2 separate regions of the Homo sapiens genome follow, and region 2 is linked to region 1. A link is a loop called in an ENCODE intact Hi-C map of the cell type or tissue named here. Cell type or tissue: pancreas. All regions are shown on one strand. Links, peaks and the distances in the headings refer to the core of each region. The heading gives the core; the rest is flanking DNA.

What was found. Peaks named below come from ENCODE experiments on the same cell type or tissue, not always from the same donor. Only the 100,000 strongest peaks of a DNase experiment are listed, where the experiment ranks them.
Region 2: a loop joins it to region 1, with 12 times the contacts of the local background. A loop is called at or near these places in 1 of 110 quality-filtered maps.

The regions. Positions count from the first base shown.
Region 1 is chr17:21,290,981-21,299,377 of GRCh38, reverse strand. It overlaps MAP2K3 (mitogen-activated protein kinase kinase 3), which reads right to left. Exons shown (of 12, transcript NM_145109.3): 2 at 899-965; 3 at 452-500. Among named protein-coding and RNA genes, the nearest start is that of MAP2K3, 10 kb to the right of the region's middle. RefSeq lists enhancers at 944-1,443, 1,444-1,945, 2,106-2,645. In pancreas, for the core only: no CTCF peak of the experiment used is centred there; DNase peaks (open chromatin) are centred at 1,087, 1,867, 3,107, 3,767 and 11 weaker places.
Region 2 is chr17:22,260,269-22,268,665 of GRCh38, reverse strand. LINC02002 (long intergenic non-protein coding RNA 2002) reads left to right here and starts at 2,308. Exons shown (of 7, transcript NR_187277.1): 1 at 2,308-2,514. LOC105371597 (a long non-coding RNA gene) reads right to left here and starts at 2,202. Exons shown (of 2, transcript NR_188343.1): 1 at 1,998-2,202. In pancreas, for the core only: no CTCF peak of the experiment used is centred there; no DNase peak of the experiment used is centred there.

The DNA.
Region 1 (8,397 bases), core at 143-8,142:
AGGAACGGGGCATAGCACGGTCCCTGAGCCAGGATTCTGAATGGCTAGTGCCCTTCCGAGGCTTCTGGAAGCATAAAATGCAGGTTGCCCAGGTGCTGGCCTGAGGGAGTGATCCAGCGGGTCCAGGGCGGCCTAGGAGCCTGCATGTTCAATACTCTCCCCTAGGGCTAGGATGAGGTGCAGGGCCTTGCTCTCAGCTCAGAAACCTTCCTACCAGCTCTGGGCTCGCCAAGCTCCAGTCAGGCAGCCGATGGTCCTCATTCCCACCAGGAGGGTCAAAGAGTGGGTGGCCCAGGGCCACACAGCCAGCAGCGCAGGACGAGGCTCTTCTCCAGAGCCTGACCCTCTCTGACCCCTCAGTCACCTCCCCCCAAAGTGGCCCTGCAGGGTCAGCTCTACCCGCTCGTCAGGTGAAGTGAGAGGCCCTGCAGGGGTGGCGGCTGGCACCTACTCTGTCTCCAATGGTGATGAAGGTCCGGGAGTCCAGGTTCCGGGGGGGTCTGTGGAGAAAGAAGACTCCGTGAGCTTCAGAGAGAACCACACCCTTCCCCAAGTGCAGCAGTAGATGGGCCAGTGTGGGGCCTGGCGTGGGGACGAGGTGCCTCCTGCCCCGGAGGCGCCTTCTCCGGCCACCTCCTCTCACTGGCTGCTGAGCATCTACACTGAGCTGGGCACGGCCTCATCGAGCCTCCAAGACAGGGTGAGAAGTGAGCAGAGCAGAGCAAATGGTGCTGCATGAACCCCCAGCAGCCGTCACCTGGCTGTATGCACAGCAGGGGCTGCCCAGGACAGGACGAGGTAAAGCAGGGCTGGCCCCACCTGCCTCTCACTCCTTCCATTGAGCCCTGTTCGGGAAGCCTCTCCAGGGTGAGCCAGGGAGAAACTGAGGCAGACTCACGTGGGGTTGGGTGCGGGTGGCTTGGACATGCAGGATATCCGTAGATCCTTCTTCCTCTTGGATTTTCCTAGAATGGAGAGAAGGTGAGGCGTCTGGCCTATCCCTTGACATCAATGTCCCCTGCACTCCCATGAGCCATCAGGCCCTGGCCCACAAGGGTGCCAGCCTCTGCCATCACCCATGCCGGGAGCCCCCTCTCTCCAAGCCAGGCCGTTAGGCCTTCAAAGGGGGAAGGAGGCCCACCAGCCCTGCAGGGGAGCAGAGCAGGACAGACCCAGGCCTGGAGGCTGGACTCCAGGGCCTTATCTCAGCCCTGCCCACTGGGCACATCTTGAGTACCTCCCTGGGCCTCAGTTTCCCCATCTGTGAGGTGTCCTCACTGCCCTGCCTGACTAGTCAATGGGATGTGGGGTGAGAAGGGGCCCAGCGGGGGTCCAGCCAGCACCTGCAGCAGCCACTGTACAGGGGCTTCATTAGCTGCAGGTAGCAGGATGGGGCTCATACTGCATCCAAGATGAGGAAGGCCAGGCCCCCAGAAAGGGCAACAGGCGGTGGAGCAGGCGGGGACTCCAGCCCGGGCTGCCCTCCAGGCTAGCTCTGCTGGGCCCTGCTCACCCTGGAGGCCGACACCCGATGCCCGTTTCTCTCCCTCCCCTGAAAAGCGCTGGCTCTCTCCCCTCCCCTGCACCAGGCAGGCCAGAGTCCCGGGGCAGTACCTTCCTCACTCCACCCCTAGGGACAGGCGAGAGGCCCCAGTGTCCACACCTCTCAGGCTGGCTACAAGAGCCTGGCCAGGTGCACAGCACTCAGCTGGTACTAACGGAGGGTCAGCATTTCTGGGGCTCCAGGCACAGTGGGGCTGGCATGCAGAGAGAGCTCCCTGTAGTCAGGGCCGCCCTTTGAATAAGGCATAGCCGCCATTCCACAGGCAGGAGAAGCAAGGATCAGAGATGCCAGGGTCACCTGGTGCTCTGGCACCATCAGGCAGCAGGGCTGGGAGTGACACGGCTCCCGGAGACCACCCAGTACAGACATGCTGGCCACATGCCTGCCCTTGTGGGAGCTTCTGCCTCATCATTTCCCAAGCATGATCCTGCCACATCTTGGCCCTCACCCACCACCCGCCACTCCCTGCTGCTGGCTCACCCTGGCTGCTGGTACTGGGGCTTAGAAACTGCCCATGGCCCTGCTGCCGCCTGCCAAGAAGACCCCAGTCTCTGAAGCCGCCTCCAAGCCAGGTTCAGATCCAGCCTTGGCCACGGTGCAACACAGACTTGTGGCCCCATCTCAGAGCCACGCACCGGGGCCCAGCAGCCAACCCAGCCCAGATGGAGGGCGAAGGGTGGTTACCGCTACTGGGAAGACAAGGCCAGAACAACAGGAAACAGAATAGCCTTGGCAGGGACAGGGGTCCCAGGGTCCATCCTGGGGCAGGTGGGCAGAGTGCAGGAGCCAGGCAAGCAGATACCTGCAGCCTTTCCACCAAAGCCACCCCGGGGACCCCGCTGCCAGGCCCCAGAGGCTTCAGGAAACAACAGCGTCCACAGACAGAAGCAGCAGCAGCAGCAGCAGCAGCAGCTGCCGCCACATGCACTGGGTGCCTGCCTGCTAACTGCTCACCCCATGAATCAATCGCCTAGTCACTACTCCTGTGCGCAGCGTTTTTATCTCATTTTAAGATGCAGCAACACCCTGGCTGTCAGGGACCGCATGGGTCTCACTGCGAGTCTGTCACAGCCACAGCACCGGCCACAGGCAGGGCCCTTCTCATCTGTGACTCCAGATACTCCCACAGCCCTACAGGGAGGGGCTCCCAACCTCACTTTACTTGGGGAACAGGCTCAGAGAGGTGAAGCCACTTGCCCCAGGCTGCACAGCAAGTCAGGGGTCTGGCCAGGAGTCACTCCTGAGTTTATTGACTCGCAGACCCCAACAGGCCAGGCCATGGCTCACAGCACCCCTGCCACAGGGAGCCCTCCCTGAGGCGGAAGGAGGGGCCCAAGTCTCGTGCTCAACAAGAAACGGCAACAGAGTCTGGAGATGCAGAGGCTCAGCACATTCTAACAGGAAAAACCATGGCACACAGGGCCAGCAGCTTCTGAGGCCACTTCTATCCTGCCTCTGGGCCAAAGTCTCTGAACTTCTGAGGCTCTGGGCTTGGAGTGGCGCAGCCGTGGTAAACTCCAGCTCTGCGACCCTGGCATGGTGCCCTCCTCTGCACCTTGGGTTCCTCATGTACAAAACAGCTCGAGGCAGAAATGCCACCCACCTGCCCCGCACAGTGCTGCAGGACGAAGCAAGATCACGTCTGCAAGGTGCTCAGCACAGGGTTCACTGCGCAGATGGGGACCTGTTGTGGCCCATAAATGGTCACCATGGATATGACCAGCCTCTCTGCAGAGGTGAAAAAAAAAACTGCCCTAAGTAATGAGAATTATAGGTAGCTTTTATTCCTGATGTCAGGCTTTTCGTAACCAGAATATAAAATATTTTCTGTTAAAAATTAAAGCTCTGCACAGAGACCCTGGGCCTTGACCTTGCCCCCAGCCCCTTGAGTCCCACCCTTTCCCTGTGGGGTCCACGCCACACCCTCCCTGCACTCTCTCTGCTCTTGGTCCCTCTGGCCCCAGCCTGCCACCCACCTCATGCCTTGGGATTTGGGAATGTTGTATCATGTGGCCCCCCCTTCACCAAGCCTCAGTTTCCCCACCTGTCAAGGGCACTTGCACATATGGGCTGGATGGGTGGGGACCACGCTCCTCGCAGGCCTGGGTGGTATATGGACTGGCCTCTGCATCCACCGGCCTGTTGGGGACACCAAGCCTGCATCAGGAGGGCCACAGGCTCCATGGGGAAGCCACCCAGCTGTCAGAGGGAGTGGGTGAGGCCGTCATGGAGACAGCCTAGAAACAGGCCTCAGGCTGCTGCAGACGTCAGAGCTGGGCCCAGATGGCCAGGCAGCCCAGGGCTGCCCAGGTGCAGCCGTTGTGGCAACCATCACCACAACAAACAGAGGCTCTCGGCGGCCACTGGCAACCCACGATAAGCCCGCCTGTCCCGGCTCTCAGCACGGGGTGTCCTGGGGTGTCCTCCACATACTCCAGCCTCATAGCAGCCCCCAGGCAGGGGCAAGGAAACTGAAACTGACCAGAATTCAGCCACTGACCTGAGGCTACACCACAGGTAAAGAGAGGCACCCCCAGACTAGAACACAACTCTCACTGGCCGTGGCAGCTCTGCCCTATCTCCTCCCACTCACCCCCAACTAGAGCCCCCGACCCTTGAGTGAGCCCTTCTCTGAATGAGACACCTGCTTTCCCACCGCAGGGCCTTCACACATGCCCTTCCCTCTGCCTGAAATGCTCTTCCCTGTGACTGTCCTAGCTACTACGTCGTCTTGCCTTTCACCAGTTCAGAGAGGCTGCCTGACTGCGCAGGCCCCAGTGACCGGCTCTCCCTGTGGCCTGATGGCTTCTCTGCTGTGGAGTCCCACAGGTGGCCGTTCTGCAGTTACCATCTCAGAGAGCCAGTCAGCAGGTCACCTGTGAGCACTCACTCTGGAGCCAAGGCCTGGGCTCAACTGCAACTCTGCCCCTTCCTAGCTGTGTGCCCTCAGGCAAGTGGCTTCACCTCTCTGGACATATGTAAAGTGGAGATTACAGACAAACCTCCCCGGGTTATCAGCGTCATGCCATAGCAGTGCCTGGCGCGTGGAGATTAGATGGGGCCATCTGGAAGTGCACAGCTCCCAAGAGAACACCACCCTCAGCCCCAGACCACCCCTGTCCACCCTCTCAGTGACTCCACAAGGGAGTAGGGGAGGTTCACTTATCTGTTGTATCAAGCATGCGGGAGAAGAGGTGACTTAGAGAGGCCACACGGTGGGCGTCTGGTGAGGAGTGGCCATAAAGGCAGGTCTGTCTGGCTCCAACGTCCAAACAGCAACAGCCTGAGGGCAGGGCCCCCACTTCGGCTGCTCCCTCTACCCTGGGCCTGGGGAGACCAAGCTGTGTGACCCTCTAAGGGTCACCCACAGGGGCAAGATGACAACCCCTCCTTGCAGCCCCTGCTCCGCCTCCACTCATAAAGTCAGCCCCACACCATGCCACATGCAGGAGCATCACCAGGTTTCTGACAACAGAAGTAATCCCTGCTCCTAGTTCACTGCCCTCACCTGACTTCCGGATGTTCCAGGAGGTCCCTGTTCTACTGCAGAAGTTCTGGGCCTGCCAGGGAAGGAGCCACAAGGGCTGGGAGATGTGAGCAGCAAGAGGCGCCGCCCTGCCCCAGGCCACCTCTATTCCCCAGGGTCCCTCAGAGGGACAGCAACAAGGCCAATGCGCTCCATGGCACGGGGGAAACTGAGGCCCCGAGAAGTGGGCACAGGCTTTTGCGTGGGCAGATGTACCTCGACGGTGTGGATGGATGTGTTTGGCTGCGACCTGCCAGACACTGGCCCCTCTCCCCAGGACAGGTGCCATCAGAGGTCCTGAGGTACTGCAGACGCCACTGCCAAGCACCTGTGGGCAGCAGGGGGTGGCCATGCACCTTCAGGCAGGGCCCCTTGCCCTGAGGTTCTGGGGCCCCTGTCCTGGGCTCTGGAGAGGATGCAGGACAAGGGGAAGGTTCTCCCATCTAACCAAGTGCCTGCTCCATGCCAGGCCCAGGCTGTGCCATCTGGCCTCATACACGGCCACTGCAGGCCCTACCTTCTCTATCCTCACCTTGTAGGTGTGCAGCAGGCTAGGGTGAGGAGGAGTGACCAAGGCTCTGCCCTCCACAGCCCTGCCCTGCCTCTGCCCGGCTGTGCAAGGCCACCTGGCCAGGGCCTGGCCTCCAGGGCCTCACACCCTCCCCACCTCTCTACCCTACAGGGACTTCCTCACCTGCAGAGAACGGGGGATCCCCAGACTATCCACCTGGCAGCGCCCCCTCCCCGGTGATGCTCCGGACCAGCATGGCTCGGGAGCACCCCTAACATCCGGTGGGGAGGCCAGATGCTCAGCTGCACAGGGGCAACCATGGCTGCCAGAGGGTCCTCCCGCCCAATGCCAACAGCCCAGCAGAGACAACCATGGCCCGCCTGCAACATGGAACCACTTGTGCTTTGGAGGGAAGGACGTAGGGAAGGGCCAGAGGCACGGGCCTCGCTGGAGAGGGAAGGAGGCAACACGGGAGGACCCCGGGCAGAGTGGCTGGGGCACAAGGCACGTGAAAGACAGGGGGCCCACAGCAGGTGGCTGCGGGCATCAGGGTGCAGCCTGGCCTCCCATGGCCAGACCTCACCGGTCTGGGTCCTCCATGCCCCATGGCCATCAAAATGCCCATTCTTCTGCATCCAGAAATTCCACGTTGAGCAGCTTACCCCCACACTACAACACCCACTAACATTTAGTGAATACCTACTATGTGCTGGGGTGTCCTGGGGTGTCCTCTGCGTGCCTGGCCTATGCAAATTTCTTTCATTACATCTCATTTGATCCTCTCAGCAACCCCTTGAGGCAGGTACTAATGTGATCTCCATGCTGCAGATGGGGAAACTGAGGCCCAGGGTTTATAGAATCAAAAGGCTGGCACATGGAATTGGTGAGGATCCTGCAGGTCCTCAGCAGGATGCGAGGAGTGGCCTCCCAGGGACAGGAAGAGCCAAGAGCAGCAGGAGTACAGCAGTGTGAGAAAGAAAATGCCGGTCAGACCATGTGAGGTGGCTCACGCCTGTAATCCCAGCACTTTGGGAGGCCAAGGCAGAAGGATTACTTGAGGTCAGGAGTTTGAGACCAGCCTGGCCAACATGGTGAAACCCTGTCTCTACTAAAAATACAAAAATTAGCACATGCCTGTAATCCCAGCACTTTGGGAGGCCAAGGTGGGTGGATTCCTTGAGCTCAGGAGTTCAATACTAGCCTGGGCAACATGACAAAATCCTGTCTCTACAAAAAATAAAACAAAACAAAAATGTAGTGGGCGTGGTGGTGCGTGCCTGTAGTCCCAGTTACCTGGGAGGCTGAGGTGGGAGGATCGTCTGAGCTGTGGTGAGCCATGACTGTGCCACTGGGCAACAGAGCAAGACACTGTCTCAAAAAAAAAAAATGAGAAGAAGAAGGAAAGAAAATGCTGGAGTGTGCAGAGTATTCCGAGGAGAAACAAGAGACTGCCTTTTTGTCCCTTTGAGATTCCTGCACTGTGTGATAAAGGCTACTCAAGTGCAGGCAATTTAAAGAAAAGAAGAAACAAAGAGGCCTGCTTGAAGCCAGCCCCAGCACTCTCCTCTGTCTGAAGGGGCAGCCAGGCTCACTGAGCACAGTACAGCCCCCGCAGCAGGCTGCTCAGGCTGGAGGGTGCCCCAGAGACTGTCCAGTGCAGATGCTGACACCAGGGGCCCCAGGACACGCCTGAGGTGACGCACCAGGGCAGCAGCAGAGTCAGGCCCCCAGCCTGGGTCCCAGCTCCTGCCTTCCCCGCACCTCAGTGGAGAAACCACCACAGCGTCGGCCCGTGCCAGCCTGGGGGCGAGCCACACTCCCTCTCTGTGCAAGCCTCGGTTTCCTCCTTTGACGTCCTATGAACGGGTGAAGGGGCCATGACCTCTGGGAAAGGATGAGCAAGGGTCCGGAGTTGTAAAGACAAAGCCATGCTCCCAGGACAGTCCTTCGTGACCTTGAGCAGGTCACTATCCCACCAGGCCTCAGTTTACTCACTCCTAAGATGGGGTTGATGACAACACACCCAGGTTGCTGGGTAGCCGTGAAGACCAAACAAGTCCATGCACACAAAATCCCCAGCACAAAAGGGGTCAGATCGGTGGGACTCTGGCCCCAGGCTCCCACACTGTGGGGCAGGCCCCATGCTCAGGCTTTAAGAGGCCATGACAGGGCAGGGGGACCCACAAGTGATGCTCAGCCCTCCCAGAGCATCAGAAGAATGGGACATTCCTTGCACCAGGATCGTAGGCTGTGCTCCAAAGGTCCCCACGTGGGCCCGGCTCGAGGTCAGCAAGGCCATTGCCAGCCACCTGCACTGTCGACAGGCCAGTGCTGCTGCTCCTGCAGAACGGAAAACAAACCTGAACAAACGCCATCTGTGCTTCACTGTTATCACTACGTGTTGTGTTGTGTTGTGTTGTGTTGTGTTGTATTGTATTGTACTGTATTCTATTGTATTCTATTGTATTGTATTCTATTGTATTGTATTCTATTGTATTGTATTCTATTGTATTGATTGTATTGTATTTATTTTTGAGACGATTCTCTCTCTATTGCCCAGGCTGGAGTGCAGTGGTGCGATCCCGGCTCACTGCAAGCTCCGCCTCCCGGGTTCATGCCATTCTCCTGCCTCAGCCTCCCGAGTAGCTGGGACTACAGACACCTGCCACCACGCCCGGTTAATTTTTTGTGTGTTTTTAGTAGAGACGGGGTTTTACCGTGTTAGACAGGATGGTCTCGAGCTCCTGACCTCATGATCCACCCGCCTCGGCCTCCCAAAGTGCTGGGATTACAGGC
Region 2 (8,397 bases), core at 92-8,091, 970 kb before region 1:
TCGTCTCTGTTGTCGGGTCCCGCTGGAGGAGGAGGCGTTTCAAGAGTGTGAGTTGGTTGCTGGAAACTGCTCTTCTGACTCCCTTCCTGAAAGAGGCTGTTTGCAGGAATCGGGTCCCATGGGGATTGGAATATAGTCTGGTGAGTTGTTGAGGGGTCTTTGGGTGATGGAATCTAAACTGAGACCCCAGAGGCGGGTGTCAGCAAAAGATGGCCGGGCCCTTGGCCTCACTGCCTTACTTCATCCCGGGCCTCGCAGAGGATCTCTGGGAAAGGCAGAAACCGCGACAAATGCAAGTCCAAGGTAGAGCAGTGTTCTCACACTTCGAACTGGCCTCTCATGGCTGCAGATGAGGTTGAGACATTGTCTCAGAGGTTGTCTGTGGTGATTGCAAGCCTGAAAAGGGTGCCCAGCAGTGCTGTGGACGGGCACTGTTGACCCCCCATGAAAGCCAACAAAAATCAAGGCTTGCCTGAGAGAACGAGCTGACTTGCGCTGGAGTCCAACCAATGTTCAAAGCTTCCTGTCAGAAAACCCAAAACCCTCCTGCAAAGTGCAAACAACCTCAGCCCCAAAAGGAGACCACGACCCACAACCTGGAGGGCAGCCTGATTACCTGAAGTCCCTTTTGCTGCCTGAAATCCCTCGCAGCCAAAAGATTTATGGCGAGAGGCAGTCCCACCTAGCAACAGCCCAATGAAAGAACCTCCACAATGAGAAAGGACGTGCAGATGAGATGAAACAGAGCCTAGATTACCAGGCAAAAGCCAGACATGGCTGCCTGCTACTCATCCTATAGGAATCATGCAGCCCTTCAATAGAAGTGGGAGAACAAGAGTTTCCTTGTTGGTGAATGTAATGGGAATTTACGGTTTTAAAATTATAACAGCTGCCAGTCATTAAAACGTGACAGCGTTTAGAAGAAAACACTCATGTAATGGATTCCCATGAGGATCGTCCTCTGTGAACTGTGAAACATTTAGTGTGTAAGACGTTGAGCCAGCCCCAGGAAACCCTAGGCCGATGAGGAACATGGAAGTCAGCAAAAGAAGAGGCAAGTGCGGTGGCCACATCCCACCCAGCATCAACCCATCACACTTCCATTTGGCTCTAGGTATAAAAGCCCCCAAATTGGGAGTTTGTCAGGATGGCCTCAGTTTGCACTCCAAATGTTCCCTGCACCTTGGAGTTTTCCCACCTGAACACCGGGCCATGGGTGTACTGGTTGTGCAATTAAGGGACTGAGGGGATGCAGCTGGAAGCACCTTCATCTGTCTTCACCTTTTTTGCAGGTAGAGGTGTGGGACCTCATTCACCCCACAACAGATTGTATCCTCTCCCCTATCTGACCTTATTGCTGCTCACACTTTCTGTCCCTGAATGAAATCCGAAGATGATGGAGGAGTGCCCCCTCACGACGGGAAGTACCTGCTCGGCTGGGAACTGAATTCGATGTAAATTCTGCCCTGCGGACAGAACTGCTAGTGTCTTTCCCTGACTTGGACGCAAGACGGTAAAACACTGGGAGATGTCCTTTCTTGGGTGTGGTGTGCTCCTGTTCTTTCTAGAAGAACATCTTTTTTTTTTTTTTTTTTTTTTTTTTTTTTTGCAGTGGAGGTGATTTTGACCCAGGCCGGTCTCAGCCAGCCTCCGAATTCACTGCGGATTCATGATCCACAGAAAGATAAAGAGCACCGAGCCGCGCAGACCAAGCAGAGCCACACAGACAGGACAACATAAGGTTGGGAGACTCAAAAAAAAAGAAGCGCTGCAGTGCATTAGCCACATTCCTTTAAGTCGACTACACTTACAGGCACATACACACACACACACACGCAGACTTCCAACACTTGTAACACTCCCACAGAACACACAGACCGGCAGCTTCTGAGGCTGCATGTTTCTGAAGGAAACCCCACCTAAGAGAGAGCAACCCTGAGGAACACAGGTGGGCTGTATCTAAAAATCACAGTGGGGCAAGTTTCAAAAAGACTTACCCCTACGATGACTAGGCAGGCCTGAGGCATCCTGCAGATCCTTTTGGATCCTTAGGGATTTTGCGGTTTATTCCTGGGGCTCCTGCTTGGCGTTTCTTCAGGCTGGCTCACGTCTGCCCTCTCCTAGGATCATGGGACTATCCCGTGGATCCCACAGAGAAGACAGGCGAGAGTCCACCGCCTAGGCACCTCCACAAAGTTCTCTGTCTCCGCCAAGCCGCAGGGATTTGTCGCTAGGTGACGGTGGCATTCATTGTGACGCTAGCCAGAATTTACAGCTCAGGCCTGGCGCCCTGAGACTAGCGCATGCGCTTTAGCGAGGCAGTCTCGGGCGCCCAGCTGTCAGAGCTGTTAGCCTGCTTAAACAGAGGAAAATGGTACAGGCAGAGCTGGTCTGGTATCAGGAAAAAGGCTGCCTACGATAATCCACTGCAGGACCCTAAAAGTCTCGACCTTAGGGCCCCCTCGGACCGTCTCCAAGGTCGGGTCCCGCTGGAGAAGGAGGCATTTCGAGAGTGTGAGTTGGTCTCTGGAAACTGCTCTTCTGACTCCCTTCCCGAAAGAGGCTGCGTTCAGGAATCGGGTCCCATGGGGATTGGAATATAGTCTGGTGACCTGTTGAGGGGTCTTTGGGTGATGAACTCATACCTGAGACCCCAGAGGCGGGTGTCAGCGAAAGATGGCCGGGCCTTTGACCTCATTGCCTCCCTTCATCCTGGGCCTCGCAGGGGCTCTCTGGGAAAGGCAGGAACTACGGCAAAGGCAAGTCCAAGGCGTAGCAGTGTTCTCACACCTTGAACTGGCCTCTCACGGGTGCAGAGGAGGTTGAGACATTGTCTCAGAGGCCGTCTGTGGCGATTGCAAGCATGAAAAGGGTGTCCAGCAGTGCTGTTGAGGGGCACTGTTGACCCCCCCCGCCCCCATGAAAACAAAGGAAAATCAAGGTTTGCATGAGAGAACGAGCTGACTTGTGCTGGAGTCCAAGCAACGTTCAAGGATTCCTGTCAGAGGACCCAAAAGTCTCCTGCAAAGTGCAAACAACCTCAGGCACCACAACGAGATCATAATACACAACCTGGAGCATGGCCTGCCTACCCGAAGTCCCTTTTGCTCCCTGAAATCCCCGGCAGCCAATAGAACTGTGGCGAGAGGCAGTCCCACCCAGCAACAGCCCAATGAAAGAGCCTCTCCACTATGAGAAAGGACGTGCAGATGAAATGAAACAGAGCCTAGATTACCAGGCAAAAGCCAGCCATGGCTGCCTGCTTTTCATCCTATAGGAATCATGCAGCCCTCCAATAGGAGTAGGAGAACAAGAGTTTCCTTTTTGGGGGATATGGTGAAAATGCTTTGTGATGTGTGGATTTATTACATAGAGTTAAACATTTGTTTTGATTCAGAAGGTTGGATACACTCTTTTGAAATGTCCCCTCATTTGGAATGTCCCCTCATAGATTTGTACAATCTTTTGAAATGTCCCCTCATTTGAAATGTCCTCTCATAATTTTGTACTGTCTATGAGGGAACATTTCAAAATTTTTTGAGGCATATAGTGAAAAACTGAATATCCTGGGATAAAAACTACAAAGAAGCTATGTATGAAAATGCTTTCTGATGTCTGATCTCATCTCACAGAGTTAGCCTTTCCTGAGATTCAGCAGGTCAGAAACACTTTCTTTCTAGAATCTACGAGGGAACATTTTTGAGCAAATTGAGGCCTATAGTAAAAAACTGATTATCTTGTGATAAAAACTAGAAACAAGCCTTCAGTGAAATGATTTGCGATTTCTGGATTCATCTTATGAAGCTAAATCTTTGTTCTGATTCAGCAGTTTTTAAGACTTTTTTTGTAGAATCTGTGAAGGGACATTTGGCAGCCCTTTGATACCCATTGAGAAAAACATAATATCCCCTGATAAAAACTTCATGCAAGCTGTCTGTCAAAAGGCTTTAGAATGTGTGTATTTATCTCACAGAGTAAACCTTTGTTTTGATTCAGCAGGTTGGAAGCATGTTTTTTGCAGAATCTAAGAAGAGACATTTCAAAGCACATTGAGGCCTATAGTGAAAAACTGAAAATCCTGTGATAAAAACTACAAACAAGCTGTCTGTGAAAATGCTTTGTGATATGTGAAATTATGTCACACATTTAAACATTTGTTTTAATTCAGTAGTTTGGAAACACTCTTTCTGTAGGATCTACGAGGAGACATTTCGGAGTCCATGCAGTCCTATAGTGAAATAACAAATATCCCATGGTAAAAACTAGAAACAAGCTATCTGTGAAAATGCTTTCGGATTTGTGGGCTCATCTGAAAGAATTAAACCTTTTTTTTGATTCATCAGGTTGGAAACACTCCTTTTGTAGAATCTACTAATAAATTTTGTGGAACCCATTGAGGCATATAGTGAAAAACAAAATATTCTGTGATAAAAACTAAAAGCTTGCTATCTGTGAATATGCTTTGTGATGTTTGGATTCATCTTACAAAGGTAAAACTTTCTTTAGATTGAATAAGTTAAAAACACTCTTTTTGTAGAATCTGAAAAGGAAAGTTTCAGAGCCCATTGAGGCCTATACTAAAAAACCAAATATTTCACGATATAAAGTAGAAACAAGCAATCAGTGAAAACACTTTGCTATGTGTGAATTCATCTCACAGAGTTAAACTTTTTTTTTTTTAGTAGGTTGGAAAAACTCTTTCTGTAGAATCTGCGAAGGAACTTTTTTAAGCCCATTGAGGCATATAGTGAAAAACTGTGTATCCTGTGATAGAAACTAGAAACAAGCTATCAGTGAAAATGTTTTGCAATGTGTGGATCTATCTCACAGAGTTAAACCTTTGTTTTGTTTCAACAGGTTGCAAACACTTTAACTGTGGAAACTATGAAGAGCCTTTTCGTAGTTCATTAAGGCCTATAGTGAAAAATTGATTATCCCACGATAAAAACTAGAAACCCTATTTGTAAAAATGCTTTGCAATGTGTGGATTCATCTCACAGAGTTAAACCTTTGTTTTCATTCAGCAGGTTGGAAACACTTTTTTTGTAGAATTTCAGAAAAGTTATTTGGAAGCCCATTGAGGCCTATAGTGAAAAACTGAATATTTTCAATAAAAAAACTAAAAGAAAGCTTTTTGTGAAAATGCTTTGCAATCTGCGGATTCATCTCACAGTGTTAAACCTTTCTTCTGATTCAGCAGATTGTTAACACTTTTTTTTGTAGAATCTAGGAAAACATGTTTCAGAGCCCATTGAGGCCTATAGTGAAAAACAGAATATCTCATGATAAAAACTAGAAGCAAGTGATCTGTGAGAACACTTTGTGATATTTGGATTTATCTGACAGAGTTAAACCTTTGCTGTGATTCTGCAAGTTGGATACACTCTTTTTGTACAGTCTACAAAGGTACATAGACCCATTGAGAAGTATAGTGAAAAAACGAATGTTCATCAATAAAAACTAAAAAGAAACTATGTCTGAAAATGCTTTGCAATGTGTGATTTCATCTCACAGAGCTAAACCTCTCTTTTACTCAGCAGATTGTGAACACTTGTTTTATAGAGTATACAAAGGGACATTTCACACCCATTGATGCTTATAGTAATAAACCAATATTTTGTAATAGAAACAATAAAAAATATATCTCTGAATACGCTTTGCCATGTGTGGATTCAGCTCACAGAGTTAAACCTTTGTTATTATTCAGCAGGTTGGAAACAATTTTTTTGGAGGATCTAAGAAGGGACACTTTGGAGGTCATTGAGACCTGTAGTGAAAAACCGAATATCCCATGGTAAAAACTAGAAACAAGCCATCTGTGAAAATGTTTTACATTGTGTGGATTCATTTCACAGAGTTAAACCTTTTTTCTGATTCAGCAGATTGAAAACTTTCCTTTCGTAGATTCAACAAAGAAACATTTCAGAGCCCATTGACAAACCGAACATCACACAATAAAAACTAAAAACAAGCTATATGTGAAAATACCTTGTGATGTGTGGATTTATCTCACAGAATTAAACCTTTGTTTTGATTCAGCTCTTTGGATACACCCTTTCTGTACAATCTATGAAAAGAGTTTTAGAAGCCTGTTGAAGCCTACAGAGAAAAGTTGAACATCCCATTATAGCAATAACAAATAACTGTGTCTGAAAATTATTTGCAATGTGTGATTCCATCTCACAGAGTTACACCTTTTTGTGATTCAGCACGTTGATGAACAACCCATTATCCCATGATAAAAACTAGAAACAGCCTCTAAGTAAAAATTTTTTGCAATGTGTGGATTCATCTCATAGATTGAATCCTTTGTCTTGATTCAGCAGATTGGAAAATATCTTTTTGTAAAATCTACAAAGGGATATTTTGAAGCCCATTGAGGCCCATAGTGAAACACTGATTATCCTGCAATAAAAAGTAGAAACAATCTATCTTTGAAAATGCTTTGCAATATGTGGATTCATCTCACAGAGTTAAACCTTTGTATTTATTCAACAGGTTAAAAAAAAACTTTTTTAAATAGAATATACAAAGGACATTTCATACCCATTGATGCCTATAGTAAAAAACCGAATATTTTGCAATAAAAATAACAAAAATTCTATCTCTGAAAATGTTTTATGATGTGTGGATTCATCTCAAAGAGTTAAATCTTTGTTTTAATTAAGCAGGTTGTAGACAGTCTCTTTGTAGAATCTAAGAAAGGATATTTTGGAGCCCATTAGGGCCAATAGTGAAAAACCAAACATCCCACAATAAAAACTAGAAAAAAGCTACCTGTGAAAATGCTTTGTGATGTTTGGATTCATCTGATAGAGTTAAACCTTTGTATTTATTCAGCACATTGGAAACAGTCTTTTTGTACCATCTCTGTGGGACATTTCAGAGGCCATTGAGGCCTACAGTGAAAAATTGAATATCCCACTAAAGAAACTAGAAACAACCTATCACTAAAAACTCTTTGCCATGTGTATATTTATCTCACAGAGTTAATCCTTTGTCTTGATTCAGCAGTTGGAAACACTCTTCTTGTAGAATCTGCAAGGGTACATTTTGGAGCCAATTTTGGTCTACGGTGAAAAACCAAATATCCCACAATAAAAACTAGAAACAAGCTATCTGTGAAATTGCTTTGTGATGTGTCAATACTTCCCACAGAGTTAAACATTTGTTTTGATTTAGCAGGTTGGAAACACTCTTTTTATAGAATCTATGAAGGGACATGTCAGAGTCCATTAAGGCCAAGAGTAAAACACTGAATATCCCACGATAAAAACTAGAAAGAAACTGTGAAAATGCTTTGCGATGTGTGGATTCATCACAAAAAGGTAAACCTTTGTTTTGATTCAGCAGGACGGAATCACTCTGTTTGTCCCTTTGTCTACAGAGTGACATTTCAGAACCCATTGAGGCCTACAGTGAAAAACTGAATATCCCACAAGGAAAACTAGAAACAAGCTATCTATAAAAATGCTTTGCCATGCAGAGATTCATCTCCCAGAGTTAAACATTTGTTTTGATTGAGCAGATTAAAAAGACTCTTTTTGTAGTATCTACAAAAGGACATTTTGGAGCCCGTGGACGAGTATAGCAAAAAATCAAATATCCCGCAACGTAAAATAGAGAAAAGCTATCTGTGAAAATGCTTTGAAATGTGTGGATTCATTTCACAGAGTTAAACCTTTGTTTTGATTCAGCAGGTTGGAAACTCTTTTTGTAGAATCTGTGAAGTGATATTTCAGAGCCCATGGAGAAGTATATGGAAAAAGCAAATATCCTTTGATGAAAAGGAGAAACAAGCTATTTGTGAAAATGGTTTGGGATGTGTGGATCCATCTCACAGGGTTAACCCTTGTTTGCAGGCTGGAAACACTCTTTTTGTAGATTCTATGAAAGGATATTCCAAAGTTAATTGAGGCCTGTAGTGAAAAGTTGACTATCTATGATGAAAACTAGAAACAAGCTATCTGTCAAAAGGTCTTGTGATGTGTGGAATAATCTCTCATAGCTAAATCTTTGTTTTTATTCAGCAGGTTGGAAACGTTCTTTTTGTAGAATATACCAAGAAACATTTTGGAGCCCATGGATGAGTATATTGAAACATTGAATATCTTGCAATAAAAACTACAAAGAAGCTATCTGTAAAAATTCTTTTTGTTGTGTGGATTCATCTTACAGACTTAAACACTTATTTTGATTCAGCAGGTTGGAAACACTCTTTTTGTAGAATCTGCTAAGGGCCATATCAGAGCCCATTGAGGCCTACAGTAAAAGACCAAATATCCTGCCATGAAAACTAAAAACAAGCTATCTATGAAAATGCTTTGCATTGTGTGGATTCATCTCACAGAGTTAAACCTTTTTTTCAGTCAGCAGGTTAAAAAAACTCTTTTTGTA